Linked DNA regions of Mus musculus: region 2 is linked to region 1. Evidence: chromatin loops called from intact Hi-C (ENCODE). Cell type or tissue: heart. All regions are shown on one strand.

Region 1 (2,500 bases):
GGAAACTTCTAAAAACCTTGCTGAATACAAATGAAGCTGCTTCCTTCCACTTCAGACCACGAGCGGCTGCAGGCCTTGAGACTGTCACTTGTGCCTCATATTGGCAGCGATTCAACAGTTCCGAACATCTTAAGACTGATCAGACAGTAAGCCCAGGAGCACTGAAATAGCACTTGGAGGGGCTCCAATAAAGTGAGAGGTATGGCTTCAGGAAAGTTGATGGGAGGGTGTATGGTAATGTGGTAGAGAGGCCTGACTGGACAAACCTCTCCATCGTTAGGCTGTGATGTGTAGGTGTTTATCATTTATACTTAAGTGGTTTGGATCTTTTTGTTGTTATTGTTGTTGTTGTTTCGAGACAGGGCTTCTCTATGTACCCCTGGCTGGCCTGGAACCCACAGAGCTTTCCCTGCCTCTATCTCAGGAGTGCTGGTCTTAAAGGTGTGAGCCACCACTCTGAGCTGTGCATACATTCTTACAGTGCTTGGAACAACACCTAGGACCAGCGTGTATTTCATCACCTTACTATTTTCTTATTAACCCACGTGTGGAAACCTGGCCCCTGCAGACTACACGGATAACTGCAGGTAAAACACAGCTTCGGGGTACAGCTGATGGCTGGCATTCAAAACATACTTAAGAATAACCTGTTCGAAGGGAATGTTGACTTGCATTGTTGAACTCTTGACTAGACTAATGTAATAATTGATTGTCTGAATTGAAACGCCGTCTAGTTAACGGCAGGCTCTGTCACTGGATTTGAGCATAGGGCTACTTGTTCTGTTCCAAGCACAGGAAAGGAATTATCTCTGTGTGCTCTGTTATCTCGTTGCCTTGTGAAGAGCCTAGAATTGACACAGCTGTTACTAGAAGTCCTCACCACACCCCTGGAAAACAAATGGCCAAGGAAAATGCCCTTAACTGAGTGGTGGTATGAGACTGTATTTCTTGTTACTTCTAGGCTACTAACGGGTCATTCATTGCATGCCAGTCGCCTAATCCCTACTGGTTAATATCTACATTGTGAATCTATTTTAAAAGTTGTTTTGCATTCCTAATTCACAGCTTTCACATTTCAGCTCTAAGGGAGACAATGTCCTGTTATAGATGTTCAATAAAAGCAAAGCTTGAGATGTCAGTAAAGATGATGAGAAGAACTGAAGAAAGATTCATTCCCAGCCATCCAGTTAGACACAGTTCTTCATCTGCAGCTGGGGAAACAGAGGCGTGGAGTGGGTAGGGACATGAGCCACTGAGCTGATTCCAACAAGCTGCTGGGTTTGGCAAAACCCTGTTTTTCTGTACTGCTCTGCAGTCCTCCCAGGGCTCCTAAAGGCCTTCCGTTTCACATTATGACTCAAACATTGCTTCTAGGAAGCGCAGTTCTTTTAAAACTTGGTTGCATTTTTTTTTTTTTTTTAGAAAAGTGATCCATCTCATTGGTTTTGCTACAGTGGCATCTAAATTAATCACCTCCCTTTTACCTGTGCATTTTCACTCATGCGATCATTTAATGAGTCCACTTCCAGTTTGCCTCCTACAAAAAGTGTCCCTGTTTACAGTTTTCATCTGCTTTTATAAGCTGCTGGGGATGCCTTGATAGACTTTCCAGTAAGCAACCAGAGAAACGCAGGAAACTCTTTCCCTAAGGATGAAAATTTTACCTGACTGAGGTGGAAGATTAATTAATTTGCCATACTACTGGTAGCTCCAAGTAAGAAGAAAAATAAAAAAATAAAAAATAAACAAGCAATAAATATGTCCCTGGCTCCCTGCTTGTGGAAGAAAATACCTTTCCAAATCTGACAGTCTAGTTCTTTAGCCCCGAGGCAAAAGATCTGATTATAACTGTTGTCTCAACATTAGTATTACAACCGCAAAAATAAGTACCAGGAATTGATCTAGCTGCCGTACTTAATATGGTGACCTTAGGGGTTTCCATTGATTATATTGATTGATTCTAAAGAATGCAAGATATTTATCTTAAGCATGAGCTTTCACTTCTTCAGCATCTCCTGAATCCAACAGCAGCAGCCACCCAACCCCAGAGCAGTTATCAACCGCAGAAAGGACACAAAGACAAGCAACCCGCCTCCACCCAGCATTGTTTGTGCGATGGTGTGTGCTTCCACTGTCTCTAGTCCTTGGTTATTACCCACGTGGAGAAGTTTGCAGACTGGGCCCATTCATCATATCCACAGTGCAGTTCTCAGTCTTTCTCAGTTCTAGCTTTCAAGCTGGGCTCTGTTTTGCAGAACAAATTAAAGTTCACCTTCCAGACTAAATTATCAACCTTTTGGTAAGACCTCATCTAGCCTCTTCCTCCCACAGGTCCAAAAGACAGACACTGGCGTATTTTTCAGTGGCCGCCTGTCCTCCCTCTGCCTTGTATGTAGCTCTCTGAAAGTCCAAGTCAGCTATAGTTGCTCTGCCAAGTAGCCTTCCTAAAGCATTGGAAACGACCTGGACACTTTCCCTCCCGTCCAATGGTATGAGAACT
Region 2 (2,500 bases), 1.3 Mb after region 1:
GATTTTTAACATTTTGACGCATCACACGTGTTTATATAAATACTTCATAAACCACCTGAGTACATAAACTATGTAAAATGGAATAACTAGTTCTTAAATTTTTCAGTATGCATCTCTTACAAAATGATTATCAAGCCTACAAACCATAACAGTTGTATATTATTGATGGCTCATCTTGAAATTTCTTCATCTTGGTCCAAATTATTTTGGAATCCTTGTTTTTATTCCAAATCAAAGGTCTAATAAAGATTAAAACCTTGCTTTGGTTATGTGCTGTTGGCATAAATGTCCCCTGATGCTTTAAATACACACTTGAAATTTTTATACATGTATACAATGTATCTTGATCATATTCACCCTTTTTCTGCACCCAGGACTTTTCAGCACATCTCCTTCTCATTTCCAGGTGCTCATTTTCTAGTTATTAATTAATTGATTAATTAACTGAGCCCACAGAGTGCAATTAGTACTGCCAGTGTGCACATGAGTGTTAGGTCACCCACTGGAGCATGGGGGACCTGCTGTGGCCATACTCCTCAAAGCAAGATGATGCTCCTCCCTCAGCAGCCATCAACTACCAATAACTTGTCAACTGGGACAGGACAAGATTTAATGAATCAGGACATAACGATATTACCACGTGATAATATCGTTAGGAGGCGAGTGTGAGAGAATAATGTGACCTGAGCTTACATACAGATGTGCAGGAGTCCAGGTGAAGTTACGGGGAAGGCAGGAATTGAGAGAAGTGGGTGCTGTGTGCGACTATAGATGTCTTCCAAGTTAATAAAACAGTGTCACTTGCCACTGAGGGTTTGGAATATGGAATATTAAAGCACTTACCTAGAGTAAGTCTATAGGTTCAATACCCAGAACTCAAGAAAGTTTTAAAAAAATGTCTTTTTTTTTTTTTTTTTTAACCCTAAGGGTTGGAAACCCAATGAAATGCTTTAAGCAAATGTGATTCGTTTATCACAGAGAGATCGTGACAGGCCTACGGGGAAAGGATCCTATTTGAAGAAAAGCAGTACTGTAAGAGGCTGTGTTAGTGCCAGACAGGAAGACTAGAGGCAGTGCTCGGTGGGGGAGGGGAGGGCGAAATTCCAAAGATACTTGGGAGGCTGAGAGACAGGGACACGCTGACAGGAGGTAAGACTGTGAGTCAGAAAAAGGAGTCTAAAACAGATTGCCAACTCATGTGTCTCATGTCCGGTCGGCCGGACAGCCAGAGAACATTGACCGGTGTGTGTTCACTGGATCGGAAAGACAGGGACCAGGGAGCGTGAGGATAAGAGGTTAACAAGAAACACAGTGAGCAGTCAGGGGTAGGGTGCAAGCCAGATGGGGCCTCTCCAGGCACTCCAGCCCTATAGGGAACTTGCTATCCAAATCAAAGGGGTGGAGCCAGAAGGAAGGGGAGGAAACATTGCGGTTTTGCTGAAAGTCTTCCCTGTGTTCTCAGCTGACCTTGAGGCTTTCCTTTCCCCACTTTAAAAAAAAAAAAATCTGGTCAAGACATTCATCAAGAATGAAGAAACTGTGACTATTCTCGAATCTTCTATTTTAAACATTTAATCTTTTTTTTAATTTTCCTTATATTTTTCTATCAAATACTGATGTCATCAAATTGTACTTTTTGTGCAAAGAAAAACTCTAGATAAACCAAGTTAAACCATTCGTGTGGGAGGTCATAATTAGATATCAAATCCTTCCGTGTCTCCCCCCCCCCATTCCTATTCAAATTCATAGCCTCTTTTATTTTCACTGTTGCTACTTAGATATATTTCTAAATTCATAAATACAACCCGCTCGATCTGTATAATGGTACTCATATGTACATTCTTCTGCGCTGACATTTGTTATTGCCAGCCAGTCCGTGTGCATTTCCCTGGGAAAGAGTATCTCTCCTGGATTCAGCATTCCTTAGTCGCCTTTATGTCTTAATGTAGGGTTGAGACCTCATCACTATTTTTTTTTTTTTTTTTTTTTGTCCATGTTGATTCTGTTGTTGTTGTTAATATTTGGATATCTATGTACCTCAACTGTGTGCAGTACCCATGGAGAACAGAAGAGGGCACCACAATCCACGGGAACTGGGGGTCCAGCAGATGCTGAGCCACTGTTTGGGTACCCAGGTCCTCGGGATAAACAACCAGTGTCCTTAAGCAGTAAGCACTGTCTCCAGCCCTGGCCCTGTAGGTTTTTTAAAGTCTTATTCTCCAATGTAACTATGTCTCTAGGATCTTTAGAAGCTCAGAGATGGAAACTAACTCCGCCAGAGAGTTTTTTAAAAGAAAAGAGAAATGAGACGAATAATGTCGAGGTTTTTTTAAAAAGGACAAAATACAGAAGAGAAAAGCCACTGCCGTTTGGGGGGGGGTTCTTTGTTTGTTTGTTTGTTTTTGTTTTTTGGGTTTTTTTGTTGGTGGTGAGTTTTTTGTTTGTTTGGGGGTTTTGTTTGGGGGTTTTGTTTTGTTTGTTTGTTGTTTGTTGTTTTTGT

What was found. A loop is a pair of places that touch in the nucleus more often than their neighbours do. Peaks named below come from ENCODE experiments on the same cell type or tissue, not always from the same donor. Only the 100,000 strongest peaks of a DNase experiment are listed, where the experiment ranks them.
Region 2: a loop joins it to region 1, with 5 times the contacts of the local background. A loop is called at or near these places in 3 of 42 quality-filtered maps.

The regions. Positions count from the first base shown.
Region 1 is chr15:5,237,433-5,239,932 of GRCm38, forward strand. All of the region lies in intron 2 of Ptger4 (prostaglandin E receptor 4 (subtype EP4)), which reads right to left. Among named protein-coding and RNA genes, the nearest start is that of Ptger4, 5.5 kb to the right of the region's middle. In heart, no CTCF peak of the experiment used is centred here; DNase peaks (open chromatin) are centred at 89 and 1,259.
Region 2 is chr15:6,563,981-6,566,480 of GRCm38, forward strand. It overlaps a transcript of Fyb not described here. Among named protein-coding and RNA genes, the nearest start is that of Fyb, 15 kb to the right of the region's middle. In heart, a CTCF peak has its summit at 2,075 (motif pointing right); DNase peaks (open chromatin) are centred at 1,121 and 1,351; H3K4me3 peaks cover 595 bases; H3K27ac peaks cover 1,280 bases.